4 separate regions of the Homo sapiens genome follow, and regions 1, 2 and 3 are each linked to region 4. Evidence: chromatin loops called from intact Hi-C (ENCODE). Cell type or tissue: endothelial cell of umbilical vein. All regions are shown on one strand. Links, peaks and the distances in the headings refer to the core of each region. The heading gives the core; the rest is flanking DNA.

Evidence for each region. Peaks named below come from ENCODE experiments on the same cell type or tissue, not always from the same donor. Only the 100,000 strongest peaks of a DNase experiment are listed, where the experiment ranks them.
Region 1: a loop joins it to region 4, with 4 times the contacts of the local background. A loop is called at or near these places in 7 of 110 quality-filtered maps.
Region 2: it touches region 4 in a loop (6-fold over the local background); 10 of 110 quality-filtered maps call a loop at or near these places.
Region 3: a loop joins it to region 4, with 7 times the contacts of the local background. A loop is called at or near these places in 19 of 110 quality-filtered maps.

Annotation. Positions count from the first base shown.
Region 1 is chr4:72,882,589-72,890,582 of GRCh38, reverse strand. No RefSeq gene overlaps it. Among named protein-coding and RNA genes, the nearest start is that of COX18, 180 kb to the left of the region's middle. In endothelial cell of umbilical vein, for the core only: a CTCF peak has its summit at 3,719; no DNase peak of the experiment used is centred there.
Region 2 is chr4:72,293,078-72,301,071 of GRCh38, reverse strand. ADAMTS3 (ADAM metallopeptidase with thrombospondin type 1 motif 3) reads left to right here. Exons shown (of 22, transcript NM_014243.3): 18 at 2,630-2,795; 19 at 5,286-5,418. Among named protein-coding and RNA genes, the nearest start is that of NPFFR2, 270 kb to the right of the region's middle. In endothelial cell of umbilical vein, for the core only: a CTCF peak has its summit at 4,928 (motif pointing left); a DNase peak (open chromatin) is centred at 4,931.
Region 3 is chr4:72,501,051-72,509,044 of GRCh38, reverse strand. All of the region lies in intron 3 of ADAMTS3 (ADAM metallopeptidase with thrombospondin type 1 motif 3), which reads left to right. Among named protein-coding and RNA genes, the nearest start is that of ADAMTS3, 64 kb to the left of the region's middle. RefSeq lists an enhancer at 3,399-3,693. In endothelial cell of umbilical vein, for the core only: a CTCF peak has its summit at 3,640 (motif pointing left); a DNase peak (open chromatin) is centred at 3,594; H3K27me3 peaks cover 348 bases.
Region 4 is chr4:72,699,100-72,707,093 of GRCh38, reverse strand. No RefSeq gene overlaps it. Among named protein-coding and RNA genes, the nearest start is that of ADAMTS3, 130 kb to the right of the region's middle. In endothelial cell of umbilical vein, for the core only: a CTCF peak has its summit at 4,697 (motif pointing left); a DNase peak (open chromatin) is centred at 4,683; H3K4me3 peaks cover 299 bases; H3K27ac peaks cover 209 bases.

The DNA of each region.
Region 1 (7,994 bases), core at 1,012-6,011, 180 kb before region 4:
GGCCTGTCAGGGGGTGGGGGGCAAGGGGAGGGAGAGCACTGGGACAAGTGCCTAATGCATGCAGGGCTTAAAACTTAGATGACGGGTTGATGGGTGCAGCAAACCACCATGGCACATGGATACCCATGTAACAAACCTGCACATTCTGCACATGTATCATAGAACTTAAAGTTTAATTAAAAACCTATATAATAGTCTAACATTAATTTATGAACATGTCATTTAAATATTTTAGAATTCTATTTTAATGTTTTTTAATCTTGAAAATGTCAATAAAAATTATTTACTTTAGATGGAAATTCATGTGGTTTTAGAATTAATACACTTTTTCAAATTCAAAATATTTTGACATTTTTCTCTATTGTGTGAGCAAAGGGAACACCCATAGAATCATGCAATCTTTACTGCTTTAAACCAAGTTTATGCTCAGGCTTCCTATGGAAGGTGATGATGCTAAACCTAAATCCAACTTAAATTAAAATAAGTTGGTATTTGGGGGAGAAAGTGTCAATGGCTCCAGTGGGTAGAGATTTGCACTAGATAATTGCTAATTTTTTTGAAGATTTAGATAAATATTTTTATTATCTTCTCAAAAATATTTAAATATGTATATAATATGTACATTCAAAACCTGATCTTTATTTCTCAATCTCACATTTAATAGTTAGCACTCTAACTCCATTACAAATTAGATTGTTCATGTAAAGAATTAGGGCTAACTCATTAAGTAAGTTATGATGCACTTTTAAATGGTTTATGTAAGAAATAAACTCTGATTATCTTAGCCATACAGACAAACCATTCCACCTATTCAATCAGCTTATACTGATGTCCCTTATAAGTGGTAGTACAGTTATTTTAAGAATATGTTGAATTGGCCGGGCGCGGTGGCTCACGCCTGTAATCCCAGCACTTTGGGAGGCCGAGGCGGGTGGATCATGAGGTCAGAAGACCGAGACCATCCTGGCTAACATGGTGAAACCCCTTCGTCTCTACTAAAAATACAAAAAAATAGCTGGGCGTAGTGGCAGGCGCCCATGGTCCCAGCTACTCTGGAGGCTGAGGCAGGAGAATGGCGTGAACCTGGGAGGCGGAGCTTGCAGTGAGCGGAGTTTGCGCCACTGCACTCCAGCTTGGGCGACAGAGCGAGACTCCGTCTCAAAAAAAAAAAAAAAAAAAAAAGAATATGTCGAATTATCTATCTTTCTTAGTAGACTCTAAGTTCTTTGAGGACAAGGGCCATATAATTTATCTTTTAAGCTATGTTTTTATTTTTTAAATTGAAAAATAAAAATTGTATATATTTGTGGTATACAATATGATACACACACATATTTTGAAATAGCTAAATTGAACTATTTAACATATCCATTACCTCACACACTTTTTTTGTGGTTAGACACTTAACATCTACTCCTGGTAATTCTCAAGAATACAACACATTGTTATTAACTATAGTCACCATGCTGTACAGTAGATCTCTTGAACTTATTCCTCCTGACTGAAATTTTGTATCCTTTGACTAAACATATCCCCAATCTCCCCCACACACTTTAATATTTAATTCTCTATAATTCAACACATTTTAATTACTCTTTTCATCTAATTATTACTTTTTAAAGATGAGCCCAGAATATCACAAACTCTTAAAAACAAATGCTTGGATGGAGTGAACATCACAGGCATCCCAGGAATCGTAGAGTGGTGCAATGAACTATGTATCACCTATGCCCTGTAGCTTTCTGAAAATCTACCCCCATACATAACATCTCACAGTCATGAAGACAAAGTTGACCTTTCCTAAGTGGTTGATCCATCACACCAAGTTAAAAATAAATTTGTAGTTTTAGAAATGAAAACCAATGATCAAGGAGCAATTTTATTTACAGTATAAATTTCCCCTTTGGAGGTGATACATGGGATCAAATGCCGAGTTTGTAAGGCTGTGGAGAGGAATATTTGAGTTTTTGTCTCATACCACAATTTCCTCTGAATAATTTTAGAGCCTGAGTAAGTCACGGACATTTATCAAAATAGCATGCCTGTCTCATTTTTCCTAGAAAATGACTTATTTTTTTATTTATATTTAGGAGTAACTAATTTTTTCATTTCCTGACCATTGCTCACTTACTCATTAGTTTGATAAATTTCACTTGACTATTCCCATATGTTTGTCCACTTTGTGAATTATTATGCATAATTACTCATTTCTCATACTCTGCATTTTAAGTACTTTCCTGATTGTGAACTCTTTTCACCAGATTTCAGGGAAGAGAAAAAAAAAGTGAAAAATATAACTGGCTATTATGAGAACTAATGACAAATCTAGAAGAGGTTTGAGATAAGAGCAGATCAAAATCATTGGCTTACCTTTGTTCATTGATGTACTATTATTACCTGAAATGGCACTTAGAAAATACGTGGTATTTATTAAATAAATAAATGAGAATTCTGGATTACTTGTGGGCTTTTTTTCATTGTTGAGCCTGCACTGGTTTCCCAGATGTATATTGGCTCATATTTTCCTTTTTGTAAATTTTGTATTCACATTCTTTGCCATTTTACTGATTAGTGGTTTATTAACCTGTAAAACATTATACACCTATAAAATAGTAAAACTGTGCCAAAAATGTTGCAAATATTTCTTTAAACATATTATCATATTAGTCTTTAAGTTATAGAATTACTGGTCCATGTAAAAAACTATTTACTTTAAATCCACAAAGACCTTCTCTATTCAGAGATCAGATATTCATCTAAGTTTTCTTAATTTTAAACATATCATTTAAAAACAATATATTAATTCACTTGGCATTTATTTTGATGTATGCTTTGTTTGACTTTAGGATCTAAATTGATTCTTAACTGGTAAATCAGCTAATGTGTTTAGTTGCAAGGAATTTATTCTGTCTGTTTGGGCAGAAAAGGAATTTATTAAATGGGTATTGGGTAAGTCACATAATCACCAAGAGGTTTGGAGAACCAGTGTGGAGGCTATGCAGACAGCATAATCAAATACCATCTTGCAAATCTGTCCTCTATGAGCCTCTGCTGCAGTTCACACAGTGAATGCCACTGGCATTGAACATTGGATATTCAGTCACTTGGAGCCCAGGACACTCAATCTTGCTGCAAAAACCACTGCTGAAAAATTCTTCGTGTTCCTCTCTTCTTTGGTGTATTCTGCACTCAATTCAACATCTGGGGCAAGCGTGTTATCTGCTAGAATGTAGGGCATAGTTCAGATGCAAGCTCAGAGGAGATTGGGAAAGTAAATACCTGCGTTTTTAATTACAATAGTGGCAGGTAGGTTTTTCCTGCCTCCAAAACTCATATGGAGAATAAGGAGAATTCTCTAAACATTAGGGTGGGATTCAGATGCTGAGATTACGTGGTTTTCTTTCTTGAAACTATGGATCAGTTCATCATAATATATGTTAAACAAACTTGCCATAAACTCTTGGTTTGTGGGGAATATTGGGTTGTGGGGAATGGAACACCTACTACCCCTTGTTTAGAGTTAAAAATATAATCTTTGTGGTGTAAGTGCTGAACATGAATTTCATCTTTGCCATATTCTTGTCTGTGATCTTAAGTAAATTAATTAACACCTTTCTTAGCCTTAGTTTGTCTGTCAGTTTGTGATGATTATGATTAAAATGAGGGTGACATCCTTAGCATAAGCCACATCTCTTAAAATGTTTTAACATCTGCATAACCTCTTCATACCACAAAGGGGCAGTATTTTTGGAATTTAAGATATACAGGAATATAAGATGCATCCTAATTATGTGTGAGTGTTATTTTTAATTATGCAGTTTTCAAACATACACAAAACTAGAAAGAATAGTTTATTGAATCACACTCTACATTTCACCCAGATTCAATAATTACCAATATTTTGCCATATTTGCTTCATATACGTTAAATGCATTACATTTGACTGGAAGTAAGCTCTGGAGGCTTTAATAGATATGTGTTCAACTTTTTTGGTAAGAATACTTCAAAGGTAGAACTGGCTGCTTCATGCTGTATCACAGCAGGAAGCATACAACATCTGGCCCCACTTTTATGATGCTAAGATTGATCAGTGTGTTCAGGTGGTGACAACCTGATGCCTCTGTTGTAAAATTCCTCATGAATACTTTCATCTAATGGTGTCATCTACTGACACTGTTTTTCTGGCTCAAATGTTTCATTTGGAATTCCAAAATGTTGATTTTTCTAATGCCACCATTCCTTGTACATTTATTAGTTGGAATTATCTTATCATTTAGGTCTATTTAGCTACCCGGAAATATAGGAAAATCAGATACTGGCAAAATTGATGCTTAATATTTTATTTTAAAAACGAATCTTTAGAAGGAGGAGTTGGTTTTCTAGTTACTTTCAATGGTAACCAATAGGTTTTTGATCTAGGGAGTGAGAGGAAATGCTTTCTCTCTTTTATATGCGTTTCTACACAGTTGATATGTTTCAGTCCACTGCATTCAAAAAATTTTTGATGCTCTGATTGTTCCATCTTTGGCTAAGAGGAGCCCTTCATACTGGCTTCTATGTTCTTTTGGTGTGGCCTATTGGTTATGAACTACATTGTACAGTATACCAAAATCCAGTGGGAAGTCATGAATTCTGAGTATATGGCAATTTTCAATAAATTATATAAATATATAAAATTAAATAACTAAGAGAAATATATTCATAGTGATACATAACAGGCAAAAAATGTAACAAATTTACTGGTAAATTGAGTCCTTTACTAAACATAGAGCACATATTGGCACTGTATTTTAATTAATTTTGTTGACGGAAAAGCTATCCACTAGATAAAAGAAATGTGGAAAAGTCTACATAGAACATGCAGGTGAGAAAATATATCAGTAAACATTGGTACAAATTAAATAGCAAAGTAAAATATGTTTACATGAATTTCTATACAAGTAGCAAAAGTATATGAAAATAAGTCATTTGATGAAATAACTGGTTTAATACATAAAGCAAAAAAATAATTTTGAAGGAATTACAATGTCATTCACACGCATATACAAAAAGCAAATATTCCAAGATATATTAATGTTTAGTCAATTTGGCCTGCTAAAACAAACTACTATAAACTGGGTAGCTTATAAACAATAAAAATTTATTTCTCACAGTTCTGGAGGCTGAAAAGTCCAAGATCGAGATATCAGCAGATTTGGTGTGTGGTAAGAGCCCCCTTTCTGGTTCATAGTTGTATCCTCACCTGGTAGAAGGAGTGAGCTAGAGCTTCAGCATCTCTTTCAGAAGGGTACTAATCCCATTAACTCTGAAAGACCCCACCTCCTAATACTAATATTAGGGATTATATTTCAACATATGAATTTTAGGAGGACACAGAATTTGGACCATGGCAATTAAGCTATTTTATTGAGTACTAGTAAGCAGTTCAAACAGGAAAATAGAAGAATTCTAATGGAAATCTGTGTTCAAGAAGATCACACTATGTAACAAACAGCAAACAATAAAGGTTTTATAATCTTCAAAACCTAGAACATGCTCTTCTTCAAAAGTATATAGATTATCAATCACAAAGCTTGATAATACATCATCTCCAGAAATTCTGTGGCATTTGTTCTCTTTATTATTGGCATTTATTTCACTAGAAATTAAGTCATGAGTGTTTTCAAACTATTCTTTTGTAAATACTATTACTCGTGCTTATTTGAAAAATCTGGTGGTTCCAAGATGGCTGAATAGGAACAGCTCCAGTCTATAGCTCCCAGCGTGAGTGATGCAGAAGACGGGTGATTTCTGCATTGCCAACTGAGGTACCGGGTTCATCTCACTGGGGCTTGTTGGATAGTGGATGCAGCCCATGGACTGTAAGCTGAAGCAGGGCAGGGCATCACCTCACCTGGAAAGCACAAGGGGTCAGGGAATTCCCTTTCCTAGCCAAGGGAAGCCATGACAGAAAGTACCTGGAAAATCGGGATGCTCCCACCCTAATACTGTGCTTTTCCAATGGTCTTAGCAAACGGCACACCAGGAGATTATATCCCATGCCTGGCTTGGAGGGTCCCACACCCATGGAGCATCGCTCATTGCTAGCACAGCAGTCTGAGATCAAACTGCAAGGCTGCAGCGAGGCTGGGGGAGGGTTGCCCACCATTGTTGAGGCTTGAGTAGGTAAACAAAGTGGCTGGGAAGCTCGAGCTGGGTGGCGCACACCTCAGCTCAAGGAGGCCTGCCTGCCTCTGTAGACTCCACCTCTAGGGGCAGGGCAAAGCCGAACAAAAGGCAGCAGAAACCTCTGCAGACTTAAATGTCCCTGTCTGACAGCTTTGAAGAGAGTAGTGGTTCTCCCAGCATGGAGTTTGATATCTGAGAATGGTCAGACTGCCTCCTCAAATGGGTCCTTGACCCCCGAGTAGCCTAACTGGGATGTGCCCCCCAGTAGGGGCAGACTGACACCTCACATGGCCGGGTACCCCTCTGAGATGAAGCTTTCAAAGGAATGATCAGGCAGCAACATTTGCTTTTCAGCAGTATTCACTGTTCTGCAGCCTCTGCTGCTGATACCCAGGCAAACAGGGTCAGGAGGAGACCTCCAGCAAACTCCAATAGACCTGCAGCTGAGGGTCCTGACTGTTAGAAGGAAAACTAACAAACAGAAAGGACATCCACACCAAAACCCCATCTGTACATCACCATCATCAAAGACCAAAGGTAGATAAAACCACAAAATGGGGAAAAAGCAGAGCAGAAAAGCTGAAAATTCTAAAAATCAGACCGTCTCTCCCCCTCCAAAGGAATGCAGCTCCTTGCCAGCAATGGAACAAAGCTGAATGATGAGTTGAGAGAAGAAGGAGTCAGATGATCAAACTTCTCTGAGCTAAAGGAGGTGTTCGAACCCATCACAAAGAAGCTAAAAACCTTGAAAAAAGATTAGAGGAATGGCTAACTAGAATAACTAGTGTAGAGAAGTCCTTAAATGACCTGATGGAGCTGAAAACCATGGCACAAGAACTACGTGATGCATACACAAGCTTCAGTACCTGATTCAATCAACTGGAAGAAAGGGTATCAGTGATTGAAGATCAAATGAATGAAATGAAGTGAGAAGAGAAGTTTAGAGAAAAAAGAGTAAAAAGAAACAAACAAAGCCTCCAAGAAATATGGGACTATGTGAAAAGACCAAATCTACGCATCATTGGTTTACCTGAAAGTGACAGGGAGAATGGAACCAAGTTGGAAAACACTCTGCAGGATATTATCCAGGAGAACTTCCCCAACCTAGCAAGGCAGGTCAACATTCAAATTCAGGAAATTCAGAGAACCCACCGCAAAGATACTCCTTGAGAAGAGCAACTCCAAGACACATAATTATCAGATACACCAATGTTGAAATGAAGGAAAAAATGTTAGCGGCAGCCAGAGAGAAAGGTTGGGTTACCCACAAAGGGAGGCCCATCAGACTAACAGCGAATCTCTCAGCAGAAACTCTACAAGCAAGAAGAGAGTGGGGGCCAATATTCAACATTTTTAAAGAAAAGAATTTGCAACCCAGAATTTTATATCTAACCAAACAAAGCTTCATAAGTGAAGGAGAAATAAAATCCTTTACAGACAAGCAAATGCTGAGAGATTTTGTCACCACCAGGCCTGCCCTGCGAGACCTCCTGAAGGAAGCACTAAACATGGAAAGGAACAACTGGTACCAGCCACTGCAAAAACATGCCAAATTGTAAAGACCATCAATGCTAGGAAGAAACTGCATCAACTAATGAGCAAAAGAACCAGCTAACATCATAATGACAGGATCAAATTCACACATAATAATATTAACCTTAAACGTAAATGGGCTAAATGCTCCAATTAAAAGACACAGACTGGCAAATTGGATAAAGAGTCAAGACCCATCAGTGTGCTGTATTCAGGAGACCCATCTCATATGCAGAGACACAGATAGACTCAAAATAATGGGATGGAGGAAGATCTACCAAGCAAATGGAAAT
Region 2 (7,994 bases), core at 1,829-6,828, 410 kb after region 4:
TTGTTGTAAAACAAATTACCCTCAAACTTAGTGGCTGAACACAAGCAATACTTATAGTTTCTGTGGAACATGTATCTGGACACCACTTAACTGGCTAGTTCTGGCATAGAGTATCTGATGAGTTTGCTGTCAACTGTGGCTAGAGTCATCTCAGCTTGACTGGGGGTTACTCTGCTTCCAAGCTTAGTCACATGGTGCTGAAAGGCCTCAGATGATTGTTCCCCAGCTTTTCCATGTGGTGGGTAGCAGTCCATGATTCTTTACCACTTAAGCCTCTCCATAGGATGCTTATACATCCTCACAATATGGCACTGACTTCCACTACAGCAAGTGACTCAAGTGAGCGAGAACATGGGACAGTGAAACCGAGACGGAATTCTCAGTCCTTTTTTACCTAATGTATCTACATTTCTTAAACCATCACAATGTCCAGTTGTTTTAGCACTATTTGTTAGAAGTCTGTCCTTTATTAAAATGCCTTTCAATTGTGTCAAAATTAATTATCCACATTTATGTGGGTCTATTCTAGACTCTCATCCTGTTCCATAATAAAATATATGTTAATCAAAGTTTTATTTAGCTTATTTTAAATATGAATGATTGGAGGCCAGAAGCTGTATTTCATGCTGATATAATTACATTGTATTCTTTTCTAGCAACATGAGTATCTGGCTTTAGAGACCTGATGCTTAACCATCATGATAGATGCTTCAAGACTTGCCCACTGATTATAATCTGACCACAGCAAGTGGTGTGGGCTGGAGGTACAAGAGGGAGATTTGTAGCTAGGAGATGAGGGTGTAGACAAGCAATGTTCTATCATTATGACATTGCTTTTCCATTCTGAGTCCTGGAACATGGTGGCTAGGCTGTCTGGGGCAAAGAGAATTAGATATCTGGCTAGAGTGTAAGGGTTGTTCGAATGGTGCTTGATTTTTAATGCTGTTTTAAAAAAAAAGACAGAAAAAAGAGAATAAAAGCCAGATAACCAGATCCTCTACCCCCACTGATTTTAGTATCACCTCATTTCTCAAACAAAAGGTAGTTCTAAAAATTTAGTTTGGAATACCAATGAATTGCACATTTCTCTCTTTGCATAATCAGTAAAATCCTATGAAAGCTACATGAAAATCAATTTTTTTAAAGGCAGCTTTGCCCTGAACAAAATTAAAAGGCAAGAGACAAACTGAGAAAATATTTGCAACTCATATTACAAAAAGGAATTCATATCTTTAGTGCACAGATTAGGAGAGAAAAAATGTGTACAGTTCCAATAAAAACCAGGACAGTCATGCAATGTACAGTGTTTAAAATATGTGAGTAATAAACTTAGGAAAATTAAACTTTATTAGTTATCAAATAAATAACAACTAAAATCATGATATTTTTCCCATCCAATTAATAAAGGTGAAAATTATGTAACATGTAGTGTCAAATGGCCACTTTCATACACTCTCATTATTAAAGTAACAATTGTTCTAACTGTTCCGGAGGACCATTCACCAGTCTATCAGAAGAACTAGAATTATAAAAAGTGTTTGTTCCCTTCAGTCTACTAAGAAACGCCAGAAATCCCCACAAAGGTTGGGAAAATTTCTAATGAAAACAAATATTGAAGAGTTACCACACACTTATTAACAATAATACATAACAATTTTAGGATTACAGACTATGCTGACATTTAAAAGTATATTTTCTTTTTTTAACTTTTTTTTGTACAAGTGCAATTTAGCTACATTGATATCTTGCATTGTGGTAAAGTCAGGGCCTTCAGTGCATCCATCACTGGAGCAATGCACATTGTACCCACCAAGCAAGTTCCCATCATTCAGCCCTCCTTCCATTCCCTCTGACCCCTCTGAGTCTCCAATGACCATCATTCCACACTCCAAAAGCATGTTTTCAAAGAATATTTTGAGAAATGTGCATGTTACATGAAATAAACAAAGCCAGGAAAGTAAATATGTCTGTACACACACACACACACACACACACACACACACACACACACACACACAGAATGCAAATATCTTGAGGGACTATCACAATAATAAAAGTGACTGGTTTTCTCTAGTTAGGTAGAATTATGATTTTTCGTTTTCTTTCTATTTTTCCATAATGTATATATTTTCTGGAGGGAACATTACTATCTTTATCATCACAACACAACAATTTCCGTTGAAGACAATTTTAAAATGCACCAAAATTTTTAAATTTAAAAATTCAAAAAATTTAAAAATTTAAAAATTTTAATTTAAAAATTTTAATCCTTTAATTTTAATTATAATTCTTTACACTTAAAAGTTAAAATCCTTTAAAAAGGAGATGATATAATTTAAGGAAACCTACAGTGAACCTTATAAAGTTATTATTTTTATAATACAAACTCTTACTCCTCAGTGTATGTATTTTTTAACACTTTTATGTTAAAAGTTTTATAGATACTTCATCTTTTTCTTAAACAGGGCACATTTGCACTATGGTTTATAGAAATAAAAACATTATAATTTTTGAAACTATTTGAAAGTTTTCAGTTTTAATAAGAGCAATATTCTGAAATATTTGTAATTTTACACTCAAAATTTAAAACCCTCAGGTGATTTACATATTGATTTCATGTGTATGTTAGATTATACCTCAAGAAAATGATACCCGCTCTAGCCTGACATATAAGTACATCATCCATGAAGACTCTGTACCTACAATCAACAGCAACAATGTCATCCAGGAAGAATTAGATACTTTTGAGTGGGCTTTGAAGAGCTGGTCTCAGTGTTCCAAACCCTGTGGTGGAGGTAACCATTGAACACATTTATTATATTAAAATGTAATGCATATAAAAACCAATCTTGCTTCTACCTTTATTGCTGTCTCTAATCGAGGCCACAATCTGAGAAACACCAAACATAACCATCAAAACATCAATACAAAACATTTTTACTGAAATCTCAGAATCACCAAATCATAGGATTCCTTTCATAACAGTGACAGACCTTAAAATCCTCTTGCCCTTTTCTCTCAGGTCCTTTGTCTTGCATTTACTGTAGTGGTACCCTTAATCACTTTATTCTTCCCAAACTCCAAAACTCTCCCAAATTCAGTGTACTCTGGTCCTCATCTTTCTTCTTACCTACTTTTGCTTTCTGTATCTCTCTGCATTTCTACCAGAGTTAATAACAAAAGAGCTATTGGTTACATGACTGTGTAACTGACTATGCTATGTATTTGAAACCAGATACTGTTCTAAATGCTTTATATATCAATGCATGAATACTCACAATGGCCCTACGCAGTTGGTACTGTTGTTATCTCTGTTAAAGTGGTAGCAAAACTGAAGCACACAGAAGATAATTGCCCAGAGCCCATAGGATTCAAACCCAGATAACCTGGCTTCTGAACACATGCTCTCACTCACTGCACTGTGCTGCCTCCGTTCCCTCTCCAGAGTCCATTAAGCTGGATTTAATGTCTCTCAATTTCTCCCATCATCCATTCCTCTAGTTCTAAACAAGTGCTCCATTACCAATTTCCCACCATGGGCAGGAGAAGGCAAGAGGCTGTTACAAAAATGACAGCAAATAATTGAGAACAAAATTTGTATTAGGCAGTGCTTGTGTAAATTATTTATTTTATAATTTTAAGTTCAAGGCTGTATTTCTAAAGTGTTTTCTTGAGGGAAGAATACAATAGTTAAGTATTTTAAATGACATCTCTTTATCCATTACAAGATGCTTATTTAATTTGGACCCTCCCTTCTGCTGTACTCTCAACATTTACTTGGTCATAATATTTGTCAGATATACCTTCTTCATATCTACCACATCTATTCCTTCTTCACCAGACTCCAGTCACCACTTTGGGAGGGACGATTATTGCAATAGCCTTTTAACTAGTCAACTAATATTGATGTTCTTCTCTTCCTTAATTTACAGGGTAATTTTTCTTGAATGCATGCATGAATGAATGGTAAAATTATATTATTTCCCAGATTAAAATCCTTCAGTCTTCTAACATGTTGCCCTGAAGACACAACATCACTTTATGTAGCATTCTTTCTAAAAATGAATCCCTTGAATCTCATCATTAGAACACAGTTAAACAGGCCCAAATTTCGGAACATTTTATAAAACAAATAGTTTTTAAATTTCAAAACTAGTAAATGCCGTAAGACAAAAAGAGGTTCAGTAATTATTTCTGATTGATGGAGGCTGGAGACATAACAGTTAAACGCAACATATGATCCTTGACTGGAAAAGGATTGCCATAAATAACATGATAGGGACAACTGAACATTTTTGAATAGGTCTGTATGTTAGATAATAGCACTATGTCTATGTTAAATGTCCTGATTTTAAGAATTATATTATAGTTATATAAGAGAATGTACTTCTGAAATCTGTGCTGAAGTATTTAGGAGTGAAGGATCAGGATGTCCTCAACTTTCAAATGGTTCAGCAAAATTATATGTATATTTACACACATACACATATATAAAGAAATATAGCAAATGTGACATAGTCACAAAAGATCAATCTAGATGCAAGGTATACAAATATTGTTTTTTCTTACAACTTTTGGATAGGTTTGAATTTTTTCAAATTTATATACATAATTACAAATATAAAAGTTGATGTTTGAGAGACCCTCAGTAACTCCCTATAACCTTCAGGATAATGTCCAGAAACTTGTTAGACACTGAAGGCTTTCAAGATCTGATCCTTCCCTAACTCGTGCACTCTTCACACATGATCCTCTAGCCACATGAAGAAACCGCAGTTTTTCACACGTTATTTCCTTTGCTTGGAGAATAATTCTGCTTCATTTCCATTACCCCATACTATTTGAACTTCAGTATTCTGCTGAAGAAAAGTACTGATCCTCTAAGCTTTCCCCTCCCCTCCAAGTTACAGATCTCTTCCCTCTGTGTTCCTTTGGTGCCCTCTACTGTAAGTTATTTACATAGTTTTCTAAAAGCCTATGTCACTAAGTATTGTCACAGTGGTTTTCGTATCTACCTCTCATGCTAGACTGTGTATATTTAGAGTCTAGTTCTTTAACATGCATGCAGTTGCAATATTTATCAAACGTATTCTCTGAAAAGGTAAAAGTTTTTGTTTATTTAATGTTCTTTGGGACCTTCAGCACCTATTGAAGTGCCGGTTTGTATGCACTCAATACATATTTATTGAATGGATGAATAAATGTATGAATGAGTAAGTGAATAATCAAGTAACTATCAGCATGAAGAAGTGATTAAATCCAAAGAACTTTATTTCCTTTTCCAGGTTTCCAGTACACTAAATATGGATGCCGTAGGAAAAGTGATAATAAAATGGTCCATCGCAGCTTCTGTGAGGCCAACAAAAAGCCGAAACCTATTAGACGAATGTGCAATATTCAAGAGTGTACACATCCACTGTAAGCATCTATTTTAACTATCATATCTGGAGGTCAAAATCAGGACTTCACTGCCTTTAGCTCTTTTTAGTTTTGATTTTATTTTCAGTCAAAGCTCTATATAGACATGGTTTAAATAGTCAAGTCACTTCACAGGAATTATATAAAGCTGCAGTTCTGTGCCTTTCACCACATTCTTGTTCCTCAAAAACAACCACTTTCAACTGTTATATTTATTTTGATATTTGGTAATTACTTGCTTCCATCTAAGTCAAATGTTTTTGCTTCTATTCCTTGACTTTTTTTGGGAGGTGGGTTAGACATTATACATTGAATTTTCACTGTGAAATCTGAAGATTGTATTATTTTATGACCACTCCGCAAATGCACACCCAGAGGCCACACTTTCTCCTTCCCTGCTACTCCCATTACTGACCTAACATACCTTTTACTGATCGCAATATTCAGGGTTTGTATTAACATGTATCTCTCTTAATACCTGAGTCACACAGCATGCATTGATTATTATGGTTTCTTTCTTGTAACGTTTCTTCCAGAATAAATGAATATTTTGATTTTATGTATTTGATCTTCTACTACTTTTCCCTAATTCATTCCCAAACTCTCTTTCTCAGTATCAATCCCCTCAAAATACTAAACATCCAAGTATCCTGTCACTTTAGTCTCCATAGAAATGGAAGAGTCTTAGAGAACAGAGAGTTCTCTGTGTTCCAGCTCCAGCTTGGACTTTTTACCAGCTTTCATCCTAGGGTTTCCTTTCATCATCCTCCTTGGAATTCCTACTACGTTTCTCTTCTCTGGGATTTACTGTTACTCCAAACTATAATATATCATCCCTCAGACTCAAAAATACTGTTCTATTATTATCTACACTCAAGTGTTGCTGTTGAAAAGTCAGTTGCCATTCTGATTCTCAGTTCTTTCTCAATGACCTGTTTTGGTCTCTTTGTCTTTCAAAGTTTGTAGGACCGTCATTTTGTTCCTAGTGTCCTGAAATCCCAGTGATGAAATTGACTTGGTGCTCATTTTTACTCATCGTTGTGCTGTGTACTTATAGAGTTTTTTAATTGAAAAATAAAAATTGTATGTTTTTATGGGGTACGATGTAATGTTTTGATGTATGCATACATTGTGGAATGATTAAACTCAGCTAATTAACCAATCTATCACATCACATACTTATCATTTTTTGTGGTACACACATTTCAAATCTGCTCTCCTAGCAATTTTGAAATATCAGTTTCATAATTATTAACCATAGACACTATGCTGTTCAGTAGATCTCAAAAACATGTTTCTTCTAACTGAAACTTTGTACCCCTTGACCAACATCTTTCCATTACTCCTTCACCCTCACCCAAGCCCCTAATCACCACCATTCTAGTCTCCACTTCTGTGAGTTCCACTTTTATAGATTCCACATATGGAATCTAGAAAACAAGTGAAGGTCACATGGTATTTGTCTTTCTGTGTCTGATTCATTTCACTTAGCATAACTTCCTCCAGTTTCATCTATGTTGTGGCAAATGACACAAACTTTTAAATAAATAAAATGTATATCTTTTATCTCTGGAAGATTTTCTTGTATTTTTTTTGTTTTGAAAAAAATTCTCCCGTGTTCCTCAGTGTTCTTTCTTTCTGGGACATTAGTAGCTTGGATTTTCTCTCCTATTGTCCATTGTTGCACTTGCCGAACCTTTCATTTTTGCTATCATATCATTAATATTCAAGAGATCTATTCAAGTATTTCTTTTTCAAGGCATTTGATTTTTATTTCACAGATGCAATGTATTCTTTTATCTCTTCTGGAATATCAAGGATTCATTTCCTGTTTCTAAGTAATTTCTTTTGAGTTCTTTTCTTCCACTTCTCCACACCCACTCCACCTCCATCATTTATGTTAGAGGATTTCTATGTGGTAATCCTGGGATGTTCATACGTGTATAAAAATGCAGTGTTTAGAAGGCTGATTAGAAGTTTGCCTTACAGTCGTGGCTCGTGGGCTCAACTATAGGGTGATCTGACTCAGCTATTTTATTGAAAGAGCCTCAATTAATTGTATATTTAGTGTTTTTCTTATAAAAAAGATTCCATAGAACAGAATCAATTTCTTGCCTAGGGAGTGTAAGCCAGTTTAAAGGCTGTTCTGGAAATGTGTATAGGTTTCTAAAGCGATCTCACCATTTCACAGATGGATTTTTACGTAACCTTCTGTTTTCACTGTGGTTTCTTTCTCTCTTGATCATGTCTATTGTATCCAGTTAAGTCTGGTTCACATTCTACAGAGGATAAACCTCATGTCTTCTGCGTTGGAGGAGGGCAAATCACCCTGTATGGTTAAGAATCAGGAGGTCTAACTGCTTCCAAACAGACTTTTCATTAGTTATCCTGCTTTCAGTCTTGGCTTCACCCTTGTTTTCACAGCTCACACTGAATCTAAGGCCTCTAATCCCTAAATATTTCTAAAGTTCTACAGTGCAAGTCAGTTTGCTCATCACCTTGTACTGCTGAGTTGGACTTCATTCTTCTTAGATCTGCTGAGTTAGTTTCCATATGTCCATCTGTCTTCTAGGTTC
Region 3 (7,994 bases), core at 1,504-6,503, 200 kb after region 4:
ATTTCTTTATTGACCCACTGGTCATTCAGGAGCATATTGTTTAGTTTCTATGTATTTGTATAATTTCTAGAATTCCACTTGTTATTAATTTCTAGTTTTATTCCATTGTGGTTAGAGAAGATGCTTGATATTATTTCAATTTTTTTGAATGTTTAAAACTTGCTTTTTGACCTAACATATGGTCTATCCATGGGCATAGTAAAAGAATGTGTATTCTACAGCTCTTGGATGAAATGTTCTGTAAATATTTATTAGATCCATTTGGTCTATAGTGTAGATCAAGTCTTGGCTCATATTTAACTTGGTAAAAAAATTATACAGTACGTATTTTTTGTTAACTCAAATTATGCCAAAATAGTATTCCTCCTAAGAAATTCTTATAGAATGTAATAATGAATAGCTATGACTGATTCAATATTGGTATTATGAAATTACTCTTGTTTATGATTGAATCAGCCAGATGATATTTGTAAAAACATTCCTTCGAAAATTCAAATTCTTTTCTCTAACTCTTCTTTTTCTTGGAAAAACTTATTAAGGAAATGAAACGTATTTAAATCAGAAACTCATTTAAATCCTTTTTTGACTCATCTTCCTAATGTAAAATATGACCATACTCATTGTTTTCTCCAATTACCTTGAAAAATATCTTAGAAAAGTAAGATAAAAATAACTCTCAATTTTTTAGGTTATTGGTGGGAGATTTTAACCACTAACCCATTTTAACTCTTCCATTCAGTCTGCTTATAGGCCTCTAAAGAACTATTGCTATGAGTGAGTCATTGCTGAGGTACTGAGACAAATGTAACACCCCAACTGTTAGCTGTAATTTATAGAGAGGAGATTTGCAGGGTCAGTGGAAATGTGTGTTTAGGGGGACTTCTATGTTTTACTTTAATGACTTATGAATATTTTACAATGTGCATGTGTTTGTTTATTGCCCTTCAGAGATGTGGTTTTGAATTGTGCATGTAACTATGCATATTATTGTTATGGTGAATGATAATTTTGCACAGTCCATGTTATTATGCATTTTACTTGCATATATTCTAAGGTAAAAATGACATACTTGATGTTAATAGAGGCATATGTGACTTAATAAATCAGCATAAATGTAAAGCAGTAAACAGGCAATAAGGCGTTAAATATGCAAGTCAAAAAAGGACATTTGACTGTGTACTGGATATTCATAACAGGAGATTTCAAACCTTTAGTTAGAAAATAGACAGATAGCCTGTGGAGGGTTTTGTTAGGCTAACAGGATAAACACAAGAGTGGCTCTTGATTTTATGACAATCTGAAAGGGTTTCATGGATGCAGTGGTGGGATTTTTATAGTGCTTTAAATGCTCATTGAGAAACAGTGCCCTACAAATAGTGTACCGAAACAAGGTGTGTTCTCAAAATGTGTCTCTCTTATCAGTTGGAGTTTTTTGGTTGCTGGCAAGAGAAATGCTATCTGGATAACATCATGAAATAATGAAATATACTAGAAACATATTAGGTAATTAACAGAAATTGAAGGCAAACTTAAGCAACCAAGCTTCAAGAGCAAGAACTGGGATAGTGAGAGGACTCACAATCAAAACATAGTTCCTGGGAAATTGGAATGGTTAGGTTCCAGCTATTTCGTATGGCCCTTATCTAGATTTAAATTCTCAGGAGTCAGATTCTGATTGTACAATCTTGGATTGAGTTACCAAGGCACAGTAACTAACAGCTCATCAGAGCTGCTGAGACTCAGCAGGGGTTGCCCTCCGAAAGAGGCATAAGGTGTGGTTGTCACAAGAAGAGGAAGGGAAGCTGGGCAGGCATATATAATGGACCTGCCACAGACAGTGATGGTGCTTTGTAGTTCTTTTTTAAAAAGTAAAAATAAAAAATAGGCCTGAGTGGTCTCAAACTATATTTATACACACTTATATATGCAGATATACACATTCACACATACATATTTTATATACTGCATTTAGATAATCTCTGCCACTTTTTCCTTCATTCACTATTCTTGTTGATATATGGAGTGGTACACTACAGTCTTCTTTTCTCCCCTCAAAGAAAAAATTTAGAAGAAGGTGGATTAGAGGCTTTTAGTGTGCTTCAGGCACTTGGAAATAGCAAGATAGTGCATAAAGACCAACTCTGTGAACTTTAATTCAGGAAGAAAAATGGGAATCCACTGGAATCATGAAGGACATCCCAGATCCTGGTGGGGGAAAATGTGGGCAAACAGCCACATGACAGAGACTGGCTGATAAAAGTGAGTGAAGCCCCAGTATGTGAGAGAAGCAGAGAACCTCCCTCTGTGACACACTTTTCCACTGGGTATGTGAGCAACCCAGGTCAAGGAAGAACGCTCTGTTTCTCCCAGGTCCTGGAGGTAACTTAGGGAGAGGCTTAGAGATGCTGTGAGGGAAAGATACCAGAAAGAGCTGCAAGCATTTCCCTAGATGTGGGACTGAGAACAGCACACAATTTTTAACCTGAGTTCATATAAAATCAGCCATTCTGTGGTGAGCTGGCATGATGGACATGTAGGCATTTTAGTCTTGGGCCAGCAATTGAACTGCTTGCTTTGGAGCAGGGTAGGGGTCACCACAGCCAGAACTTTGGAAAGTGCCTCAACAGTTGGCACTGGAATTGTGCCCTCCCCCAATCACAGTTCTTCTGAATGATGAGACCTGCAGCCAGGGCCAGCTTGACAACCTGGATCTGGTCTGCATGTGCCATTGCTGGGTGCCCCAGCCTGTTCCCCTGAGATTTTTGTGCAGCAGGGTCTTCTCTGTTCCAGAGCCAGGCAGATCTCCAGGCTTTTTGAGCATCCCTTCACCTTGATCAGCAGCCTAAGCCACCCCACTTTTCCTGTGCATAGATCGTAGTGCAGTGGAGCCCTCTTTGCTCTATACATAAGCAGATCTCCAAGAATTAGGAGCAACTGCTAGCATAGACTAACAGCCTGAGTCACCGCATCTTTCTGTGCAGAGATCTGGGTATGGGGGTGCCCTCTCTGCCTCATGCTCAGGCAGATCTCCATGCATTGGAAGCCCTCATTTGCCTGGTTCTGCAGGCATAATTGCCCCACTCTTTTTGTTCAGAGATGTTGGTGCAGGGACACCATCTCCACTCCACACCCAGGCAGATTTCCAAGCATTTGGAGCACCTGCTCACCTGGAACAGCAGCCTGAGCTGCTTCACACTTCCTATGCAGAGAGATCCTGGTGCAGGATGGTCCTCTCTGCTCCATGCCCAGGCAGACCTACAGCCATCTGGAGTGTCCACTTTCCAGGATTAGAAGTCTAGGCTGCCCCCTGCCATCTCCAGGCAGGGAACTCAGGGCTAAGGAGGTTTCCCAGTTTCATGCCTACCTATACCTCTGGGTACTTGGTGGCTGCCCACTGGACTGTCTCTTAGCACTTGTGCATGTGCCTGCCATCAGGGGACCTGTAGGTGTATTTGTCCATCTTGCCCTTCCCCTCTACCGTCTCCTTCCAGGGCTGAGGAGGGAGCTTGGACTGCTGTGCTTTCCAGGAGTCAGCCCATTCCCTGGGGCAACAGACAGCTTTTACCAGTAAACAAGGATCAAGCATATACCCTGCCTTATTGGCCATAGCCGGCTCTTACCCATAAGCGCCATCTACTGACTTATAGGTCAAATTGCATACCCCAGTAAAAAAATCTACCAACAGAAGTGCATAGTGCTATAGGGTCAAAGACAAAAGACCTTACCCATCATTTTCTTCAGTCACACACTCTAGGGAAGAGGGTAAAGAGACAGGGAAAGAAGAAACAAAACAACAGTATTATAGAGAAAAAGAAAAAATCCTACCCACATGAAAATAACTATAAAAATTAGAATTGCCAGCATCTCCAAATGATAAGGAACTAGCACAAGAATTCTGACACCATGAAAAATCCGAATGTAGTGACACCACCAAAGGGTCTCACTAACTCTCCAGCAATGGTCCATAATCAAAATGGAAACTCACAAATGACAGATAAAGAATGTAAAACGTGGATTGCAAGGAAGCTCAACAAGATCCAAGTCAAGGTTGAAAATCAACACAAAGAAATCTTCTAAAGCAATATGGGAAATGAAGGGAGAGATAAACATCTTAAAAAGAAATCAATTAGAGCTTCTGGAATTGAAAACCTCACCTAAGAAATTTCAAAATATGATTGAAAACTTTATAAGTAGCTTTACCAAGAAGAAGGACTTTCAGAGATTGAAAACTGGGTTTTTGAACTAATCCAGTGAGTTAACAATAAAGAAAAAGAATTAAAATAAATGAACAAAACATTTGAGAAATATGGGATCTTGTAAAGCATACAAACATACAAATTATTGGTGTTTCTGAGAGGAGGTAGAGAAAGAAAACAACCTGTAAAAGATATTTGAATGAAAAATTTAAGAAAATTTTTCTAACCTTCCTAGAGAGGTAGATATCCAAGTATAAGAAATCCAGAGAACACCTATGAAATACTATACAAAACTAACATCCCTAAGGCATATGGTCACCAGACTGTCCAAATCCAGTGCTAAAGAAAAAAAATTAAATGTAACCAGAGTAAAAGGTCAGATCATGTACAAAAGGAACTCTATTGGGCTAACAGTGGTCTCAGCAGAAACCTTACGAGCCAGAAGAGATCAGGGCCTATTTTCGGCCTTCTTAAAGACAAGGAAGTCCAATCAAGAATTTCATATTTCACCAAACTAAGCTTTATAAATGAAAGAGAAATAAAATATTTTTTCAGACAAGCAAGTACCAAGGGAATTTACCACTAGACCAACTTTACAATAAATCTTGAAAATGATAAAACAATACCTGCTACCACAAAAAGACACTTATGTACATAGCCCACAGACCCAATAAAGCAACCAAACAGTAGAAACTACAAAGCAACCAGTCAACAACTTCATGATAGCATCAAAACCTCACATATCAATATTAAAATGTAAATGTTCTAAACATCCCACTTAAATGGCAGAGTGGCAACTTGGATAAAAAAGCAAGACCCATCCATCTGCTGTCTTCAAGAGACCTATCTCACACATAATGACATCCATAATATCAAAATAAAGGGTTGGAGAAAAATCTATTATGCACAAAGAACACAACAAAGAGCAGGGATAAGTATTCTTATATTAGATGAAACAGACATTAAACCAACAACAGTAAAAAAGGACAAAGAAGGATATTACATAATGATAAAGGGTTAAATTCAACAAGAAGACTTAACAGTCTTAAATATATACACATCCAACATTGGAGGACCTGTATTCATAAAGTACTTCTAGACCTGTTAGGAAATGTAGACAGTCACACAATAATACTGAGGGATTTCAACAACTGACTGACAGCCTTAGAAAGCTCATTGAGGCAGAAAGCTAACAAAGAAATTCTGGACTTAAATTCAACACTTGACCAATTGGAGCTGATAGACATCTACTGAATACTTTACCCATCAACCATAGAATGTATATTCTCAATTGCACATGGAAAATACTCCAAGATAGACCACATGCTTGGCCATAAAGCAGTCTCAATAAAATAAAAACACTGAAGTCATACCAACTATAATCTCAGACCACAGTGGAATAAAAATAGAAATCATTACCAAGAAAATCTCTCAAAACCACAAAGTTACATGGAAATTAAACAACTTGCTTTTGAATGAATTTTGTGTAAACAATAAAATTAAGGCAGAAATAAACAAATACTGTCAAGGCTGGGAGTGGTGTCTCACGGCTATAATCCCAGCACTTTGGGAGGCTGAGGTGGGTGGATCACAAGGTCAGGAGTTCAAGACCAGCCTGGCCAAGATGGTGAAACCCCATCTCTAGTAAAATACAAAAAATTAGCCAAGCGTGGTGGTGGGCACCTGTAATCCCAGCTACTTGGGAGGCTGAGGCAGAGAATCGCTTGAACCTGGGAGGGAAAGGTTGCAGTGAGCTGAGATTGCAACACTGTACTCTAGCCTGGGCAACAGAGTGAGACTCCATCAAGAAAACAAAAACAAAAGAAACAAAAAAAACCTTTCAAATAAATGAAAATAGAGACACAACATACCAAAAATATCTAGGATACAGCATAAGTAGTGTTAAGAGGAAAGTTTATAGTGCCAAACACTTACCGAGGGGAACATCACACACCAGAGCCTGTCAGTGGGTGGCGGGCTAGGGGAGGGATAACGTTAGGAGGAGTACCTAATGTAGGTGATGGGTTGATGGGTGCAGCAAACCTCAATGGCAAGTGTATACCTATGTAACAAAACTGCATGTTCTGCACATGTACCCCAGAACTTAGAGTGTAATAATAATAAAAAGAAGTTAGCAAGATCTCAAATTAATGATCTAACATTGAACTTAGGGGAACTAGAAAAATAAGAACAAACAAATCCCAAAGCTAGCAGGAATCACTTAAGTCAGAAAAGAACTGAATGAAATTGAGACCCAAATATCCACACAAAGAATCAAAGCAACCAGAAGTAGGCGTTTGAAAGAATAAACAAGATTGATAGATTGCTCTTTAGATTAACTGTGAAAACAAGAAAGTCCAAATAAGCACAATAAAAAATGGCAAAGGTGACTACAACTGATTCCACAGGAATACAAATGATTCTCAGAGACTATTATGAACACCTATGTACACACAAACTAGAAAATCTAGAGGAAATGAATAAATTCCTGGAAACACGCAACCTTCCAAGATTGAATCAGGAAGAAATTGAAACCTTGAACAGAATGGTATCAAGTTCCAATATTCAATCAGCAATAAAAAACTTACCACCAAAAAGAAGCCCCAGACCAGATGGATTCACAGCCAAATTCTACAAGATGTACAAAAAAGACCTGGCACTAATCATACTGTAACTACTCCAAAAAATTGAGGAGGAGGAACTCCTCCCTAACTCATTCTATAAAGCCAGCATTACCCTGATACCAAAACCTGGCAAAGACATAACAAAGAAACAAAACTATAGGCCAATATCTCTGTTAAACATAGATGCAAAAATCTTGAAAAGGAAATACTAGCAAACTAAATCCAGCAGCACATCAAAAAGTGAATGCACCATGATCAAGTAGGCTTCATTGCTGGGATGCGAGGTTTGTTCAACAAACACAAATCAAAAAAGGTGATTCACCATATAAACAGAATTAGAAAGAAAATCATACGATCATCTCAATAGATGTGGAAAGAGCTGTTGATAAAATTGATAACATCCCAGTATGATAAAAAAACCCTCAGGAAATTAAGCATTAAAGAAATATACTTCAAAATTTTAATAACTGTCTATGACCAACCCATAGGAGACAACGATACTAAGCAGTCAAGAACTGGAAGCATTCCCCTTGAGAACAGGAACAGGAAGCTAACTCTCACCACTCCTATTCAACATAGTACTGGGAGTCCTTATCAGATAAATCAGGCAAGAGAAAGAAATAAGATATCCAAATAGGAGAAGGAGTCAAATTATCTCTCTTTGCTCATGATATGATTCTAGAGCTAAAAAAACCCTAAAGACTCTGTCAAAAAGCTGCTGGTACTGACAAATGATTTCAATGAAGTTTCAGGATACAAAATCAATGTATAAAAATTAGTAGCATTTCTATATATCAATAATGTTTAAGCTGCGAGCCAAATCAAGAACACAATCCCATTTAAAATAGCTTAAATAAATATACATAAAATACCTAGGAATACATGTAACCAAAGAGGTGAAAGAGCTCTACAAGGACAACAATCAAATACTGCTGAAAGAAATTATAGATGACACAAATAAACTGAAAAAAATTTCATGCTCATGGATTGGAAGAATTAATATTGTTAAAATGGCCATACTGTCCAAAGCAATTTACAGACACATTGCGAGTCCTCTCAAGCTACCAATGTCATTTTTCACAGAATTTGAAAAAACTATTTTAAAATTCATATAGAAACAAAAAAAGGCTCAAATAGTCAAAGCAATGCTAAGCAAAAAGAACAAAGCCAGAGG
Region 4 (7,994 bases), core at 1,588-6,587:
CAAAATGTTTACTTCAGAGCACTCTGTTCAGCAGAATTGAGTTGAAGGTTGCCAACCAAAATGGTTAATTAGTGTCTAATCAAGACAGCTAAAATGAGTAGTTAGTTCTCATCTTTGAGAATGTCTCATGTCTAAAAAATGTTTTAAATAAGTTTGGCCTGCCTGACAGGTGTCTTGAGTGGGGCATTTGTAAGGCCACAGGAAGCGTAAGGTCGACTGCCTGGGACCTCTGATTGAACTTGTCAACCGAATCAGGTGCTTCCATCCGGACATCAGCTCTGCTCCTCCGCATAGGAACTGACCTACTGAAATGAGGTCATAGATACCAACTCCAACGCCCAAGTTTACTTTAGAGTTTTGAAATAGTCACCAATTCTTGACTATTTTTTAAGGCATTCTGTTCTTGTCGCAGAATTCTTGTCTAACACTTGGCATCTTTTTCTTTTTCCTTCCTTCTTCCCTCTCATTCTCCTTCAATCCCTTCCTTTCTTCCTTCCAGGGTACTTGTTATTAAAATTTTTATTTTCTAAATCTTGTCTTGTTTTTAATGCTCAAGATGAGGCACAAGAACCTGATTTAGAGATGTATCATATTTGATCTACTGGGAAGGCCTCCAAGATGCAGAAAATAAGGTTGAGAATGGAAACTAGGGGGAAAAGGTTTGTAGTACATTTTCATGCTCCTAGTAAATAAAATCCATTTACTTCTCAAATTTACATTTTCCTTTAATAATCAAGAATAGTATTCTCAAATACAGAATCTGCTGGAGTTCGGTGTTTAACTGGCTATTTTTTTAAGATGGCCATGAATCTTTGTATTCAAATTATTACATAATTGGCAAAGAACTGAAGTTCTAACAAATGCCTTCCTCATTTCATACATAAATGAAAACTTCATTTATATCCAAACTACACATGCTTATCAGTTGCAGCCATAGGTTTGGCTACAGAAACAGGAGTTAGGTAAAAATCAAAGAAAACACTCATTCTGTGAGAATGAATTGGCTATATAAAATTTTAAGTGATGTCATATATTTTACTATTATTTCTAAATGGTTTGCTGAACACCTTTTATATCAATAAGATTGTAATAAATGTATATAAATATATATTTATATAAAAGCATACATTTTTTAAAGATTGTTTTCCCATATATATAATATTTAATTATTCATCTTTACTTTCCTTTGTTTCCTGGTCCTATTTTTTTGTTTAAGTAAGGATTTTTCCTTTTTCTTATAATGTTAGCTATTAGTATACAGCCATCCAAAGAGTCAGTCAGTTGTCTAGGGAGAGTAGTAATGTAATCACCCAGTGGGTTCACCTTGCCCTCTGCCTAGACAGAACCGATTTATCAAGACAGGGGAATTGCAATGGAGAAAGAGTAATTCACACAGAGCCGGCTGTGCGGGAGACCGGAGTTTTATTATTACTCAAGTCAGTCTCCCCGAGCATTCGGGGATCAGAGTTTTTAAAGATAATTTGGTGGGTAGGGGCTTGGGAAGTGGGGAGTGCTGATTGGTCAGGTTGGAGATGGAATCATAGGGGGTTGAAGTGAGGTTTTCTTGCTGTCTTCCCTTCCTGAGTGAAACGGCAGAACTGGTTGAGTGAGATTAACCGTCTGGGTGGTGTCAGCTGATCCCCCAGTGCAGGGTCTGCGAAATATCTCAAGCACTAATCTTAGGTTTTACAATAGTGATGTTATCCCCAGAAGCAATGTGGGGCGGTTCAGACTTGGAGCCAGAGGGTGCATAACCCCTAAACTGTAATTTCTAACCTTGTAGCTAATAGGTTAGTCCTGCAAAGGCAGACTGGTCACCAGGCAAGAAGGGAGTCTTTTTGGGAAAGGGCTGTTATCAATTTTGTTTCAGAGTCAAACCATGAACTGAATTCCTTCCCAAAGTTAGCTCGGCCTATGCCCAAGAATGAACAAGCACAGCTTAAAGGTTAGAAGCAAGATGGAGTCGGTTAGGTCTGATTTTTTTTCACTGTCATAATTTCCTCAGTTATAATTTTGCAAAGGCAGTTTCAGTAAGAATGGAAGTATATTTTCATGGCATTTATACAATTTTTGTTTAGACAACTACTAATTTAAAAATGTTGGTATTAATCATGACTTCTCAAGTGGATTGCAACTTCTCAGGTTGCTGCCTTTTACTTGAAATGTCTATGATGTCTGTGCATCAGCAATAACTACACCACACCTACTTGCTGCACATTCAGCATAGTGTTTTTGTTTAAGAGAGAAAACATCGAAAGCGGATATGGATACATGGCTTTAGAAATAACAATAGACAACATAGAAGAATTTTCTACCAGATACTAATTTTTATTAACTAAGCAAGTAATTTTTGTTTAAGAGAGAAAACATCAAAAGCGGATATGGATACATGGCTTTAGAAATAACAATAGACAACATAGAAGACTTTTCTACCAGATACTAATTTTTATTAACTTAGCAAGTAATTGATATTTTGGGCTTGTGAAATAAAAGAACAAACCCTCAGTGGCACACATTTAACTTGACACCACACTTTTTTTTAGTAAAATACTTCATTGGCAATCGGGGGTAGTTCTGAGTTTTGTGGGGCCTGAGAATTATATTACTTAGGGTGTCCTCTTAAAAAAAGGGGGTGGGGCACATTATTTTACACAATATGTAAAATATTATTTTCACAAAAGTGAATATTTATTTAGAATACAATATTACAACAAATTATAAATTTTACAAAGTTGACACATGGTCACAAACATTACAACATCAGGAAAAATAATAATTCATACTGCCTTTTTATATGATGACAATTTTTTAATTACATCCATACAAAAGATAGAAAGATAATTAAACTTTCTTCTAGAATGGTCGATAAAAATTTGTGGCTTTTATTGATGAAAAATTTTCCTTCAGTTTCATAACTTGTTATTGGAAATGTCATGCAAATTTTTAGAACTGCTATCAAATTTGAGAAAACCTTTCTCATCTTTCTTTTACATATGAGCTGTAAGATTTGAAGGGTGTGTGTGTGTGTGTGTGTGTGTGATTAACTGTAAATACTATTCAGATTTATGATACTCCTTAACTAATGTGTCATTGCTGTCCTTGTAGTGACATATGAGTTTTATGACATTGTCAGTGTCAATGTTTTGTGTCAAATAAAAAAAATAAGAACCAGTAAAGTATAAATGACCAAGGGAAGAAAATGAGCAAAGCTATGTTCCAGCAAAGGTGAGGAGTCCAATTTGGATAAGATACAGGGTGCAGGTAAGATAGGAGAGACAAAAAGGCAAAAAAAAAAAAAAAGTATTGGAGTCAGAGAGGAGGAGGGAAATACTATCACATCCTGGCAAGAGCTTGAGGATGAACAATCATAAAAAGGTCTGCTGATGGATAACAAAGCATGCAAAGAGCAAGAATATAAAGAACATTATAGAGTAGGCAAAGCCAGATGTGAATCCTAGCTTTGCCATTTGCTAACATATAGAACCTTGCTACCATTAACTAAACTATGCATGGAAATGACTGCCAGCCACGTAAATAATTCCACCAGAACAAACTAAAAGTGTCTTCAAATCTTCCTTAGCCAATCCCAAAAATGCTTGTGGCTCTTCCAACACCACCCACCAAAAGGGGAAATGTGACAGAGGAAAAGCTGGAGTGGAAAGTGTCAGTGGAATTAACCAATTGCAGTGAGAATATCTTATACTTTTCAATTTTGTAATAATAAAAAAAAAACATTTCTAGGGCCCTGTTAGGGCCGTAAGATTGTGCAAGTGAGAGGCCCAGAGAGGTAAGTTTTATCAGTTTTACAGTAAACAAGCGTCTGCTGGCAATGTCATGGTGGAAATGACATTTTGGGTGCTTCCTACATAACCATGATAACCACAGATTAAAATGGAAATTGAGGCTAATTCTGAAGTGGCTGCCACCCTTGCTCCTCCTCTGCACTTACAGTAAGATCACATTTCTGTGTCTGGTAATGACACTTGTAACTGTTGTAGACAGTGAAAAGCACTTGTCACTGGGTATTTGAAAGCTTCCAGAGATCACTGTATTTATTTGCTGCTTCTAGCATACTTTAATTGATTGGAAAAGGCTGAGGAGCAGTGGAGAGACTACACGAACATATTATCCAAATTTTATGATCACTGAAAAGCTCAACACATCTTAACATGAAATAGACATTACACAGTAAAAAACAAAAATAAAATTTCTTATTTTCCAAAAAGTAGATAAAAAAGAACCAAATTTTTATAAATGAGAAACATTGTGTTTGCTGTTCATTGTTTTTGTTATTGGATTAAATCCTGAAACCCATAAATGCTTGTTATAAAAGGCTTTTCTTTTATCATATTACTGCTTCTCTATATTCTTACTCCATGGAAGATGATCTCTTTCCCCTGTTGGGCCAGTGGTTGTCTCCTCTGGCTATAAAATAGAATCAATGGAGTACTTTAAAAAAATACCCATTTCCTAGGCATACTCCTAAGTATTTGCAACTTAAAAAAACCAATCTAAATAATTTTAATGCACAGTTAGGGCCGATAAACAATTTACCAAATAAAAATCAGAAAAAGACATCTTTAGGTTAACCTTCAGCAGTTCCATTACTGTGCCAGGATTTAAGAGAGAGGAAACAGAGTCAAGATTCTGTTTATTTCAGTCTACAAGCATTATAGCTCCACCTACTGGGAGGATGGGCCTTTAAAACGGAGTGTCTACTCTATTTTTCATACAGTTGCTTTCGTTTCAGCCACGGCAAAATAAATTCAATTCTGATTTAAAAACAACAAAAATTAGTTTTTCTCTTAGTCCACTTGTGCTATTATAACAAAAATACCTTAAACAACAGAAATTTATTTCTCACAGTTCTGGACGCTGGGAAATTCAAGATCAAGGTGCTGACAGATTCAGTCTGGTGCGGTCCTATTTTCTGGTTTATGGATGGCACCTTCTCACTGTGTCCTCACATCGCTGAAGGAGCAATGAATCACTCTGGAATCTCTTTTATAAGGACACTAACCCCATCAGGGTTCCATCCTCATGACCTAATCATTTCCCAAATAACATAACCTAATAACACCCCACCTCCTAATAATAAACACTTAAGAATTTTGGGGGGAGGACACAAATATTCAGTCCATAGAAGTACCTAAAACCTGTATTTTGTAAATCAAACAAAATTCCTAGTTTCTTGGCTATAGTGAAAGGTAAGGCAAATGTAGACAAACATATCAACATACTTCTTCAAATGTTGAAGATTTCTCCAAGTAGGCATTCCATTTTATCTTTACTTCATATCCCAACTTTTTAATACATATGCAAATAATTCCATCCAATACCTTTTGATGAATGAATGGCACAGTTTTCACCACAGAAAAATATAAATGGGATGAAAACTTGTGCTTTGGCTCCTGATCTATAAGACACATCTTCTTACTCTAAGGAACTACTTTGGAATAATTACTCTCACTTTGACCTTTACTAATTTGTTAAAAATTAGTTTTAAAAGTCCTTTGGCCTTTAAGTCTTCTGTTGGGGGAGAGGAAAAGAGGCCAATGGATGATAATGCTGTCTTTTCTTCTTCACTTATGACCTGGCATATTTCTTTAAAGTGAAAATGCTCATCATTAAATATTTACTTTTAGTTTGTGTAGAAATACATGATAAATGCTTGCTTCTTTTTATTTCACTGTTTTCAAAATACTGAATTTGTTTTCTAAATTCCTCCAATGGTTATCAATGTGGGTACTTCATAATATCAAAATGAATGCATGATTTTAAACTTACTTGATGTGTACAATTTTTATAGCCATTATTTTTATTGCTATTCAAATTATTCCCACTGTCACCAGTGGGAGCTCCTTCAAATTGGTTTTCAAATCCTTTAGATTTAATCCTAGGAGACTTTTTCTCCTTTTGCCTCCCCATTTTCTGGATTGACAAGATGTTCTAATCTCCTGTTTTGTATTTCTGCCCTAGATCTAGAATCAGCCATTTTTTCCAAGAAGCCCTGGTTGATTTAGTGGAATATAGTAGAGACAACTGTCAGGACAATAGGCATTCTCTTTGCTATTGAGTTGTCATTGCTAGCCATGATCAATAGACAGGGCTCAGAAATACATGTTTTTAAAGATAAAATTATTATGAGTTTATACAAATATTATTCCAATTGTATTTGGAGCTGTCTTAGTCAGCTTGGGCTGCCATATGAAATAACAGAGAGTGGATGGTTTAAATAATAGAAATTTATTTTCTCACAGTTCTGGAGGTTGGAAATCTGAGATCAAGGTGCCAGCAGGGTGAGATTCTGGTTGGCCACCTTCTTGCAATGTCCTCACATGGCCTTTCCTCAGTATGTAACAGGGTGAAGTCTGGGGAGAGAATTTATTTGTCTTCCTCTTCCTATAACGGCATTAATCCCACCATGAGGCCCCCACTGTCTAATCTAATCTAATCTAATCCCAATTATCTCCCAAAGGCCTCATCTCAGATACCATCACATTGGGGATGAGGGCTTCAATATATAAATTTAGGGGGACACAAACATTCAGTTCATAACAGAGCTATAGGGTTTGTACTAATTTGATTCATTTTAAATACAAATTTTATTTCTCCCACATCAAAAATCCTGGTTCTCGATGTTGTTAGCGTAATTAATAATTTGCTATAATAAAATCCGTAAGCTCATTCTACTTTTCATATACTTTCCCATTCTCCCAAGTTTTTCATAGTTGTGGTAAATCTATATTGTTAGAGCACATAGCCACTTCATACTGTATTTACTGTCTTCTACCATCCTTTAGGCTGAAGCTTACTCTCTAGTAGATTCCTCAGGAGGTATTAATGGGAATAATATTCCCTGCATTTCTGCATATTCTTAAAAGATTTTGGCCTTTATATTTGAATATCAGTTTCAATTGTTATAAAGTGCTTTACTCACATTTACTTCCCTTAAGAATCTCAACCTACTACTCCATTGTCTGCCAGCATAAAGAATTTCTGTTGAAACATAATGATGGGTAATCCCAGCACTTTGGGAGGCCAAACTGGGAGGACTGCTTGAGCCCAGGAGTTTGAGGCTGGGCAATATGACAAGAACTCATCTCTACAAAAAAAATTAGCTGGCTGTCTTGGCTTGTACCTGTAGTCCTAGCCATCTGGCAGGCTGAGGTGGAAGTGGAAGGACTGCTTGAGCCCAAGGAGTCGAGGCTGCAGCAAGCAGTGATTGCACCACTGCACTCCAACCTTGGCAACAGAGCAAGACCCTGTCTCAAAAGTAAGTAAATTTAAAAATATATATAATATAATGATGATAATCACTTTCTTACTTTTATGGGTGTCTTGTCTTTTTGGCTGGAAGCTAAGAACATTTTTTCTTTTCTTAAACGTCTAGTACTTTTAGCAGAATATATTTTGGTGTTAATAATCTTAAGTTGGTATTCCCAGATATGAAGTATATCATTTCCAACATAGCTCTAAATCTTTTTTTTATTGTTTCAGAAAAATCTTCTTCATTTATGACTTTTAGTATTTGTTGTGTTCAATTTTTTCCCCTTCAATTCCTAGTGTGTGTGTGTGTGTGTGTGTGTGTGTGTGTGTGTGTGTGTGTATGTATGTTGGATTTTATTTACCTATCTTCTATATCTGCCCATTTTGCTTGAATAGTTTTTCATGCTTATAGAATAAGGTATTTACCATTGTGTTTATTACACCCTATCTCTTAAGGTATTGTGTTTATTCATTCGTATATTCTGCCTATCTTAGCTTTTGTTTCTGAAATAATTTTTTCTCTTATTTCTAATTCTTTCCTGGGTTCTATTAGATCTCTGAAATCTTTTATCTCTTCAATTGCCTTATTTCTGCATTTTCCTGATTCAGACTTATTTAATTTATCATAATGTCTATAATTTTCTTAGTTTCTATAAGAAATTAAGAAACTGTTTCAAAATACAGTGGTGCAAGTGTACAGATGTCTGACATGTCTTCCTGCTGTG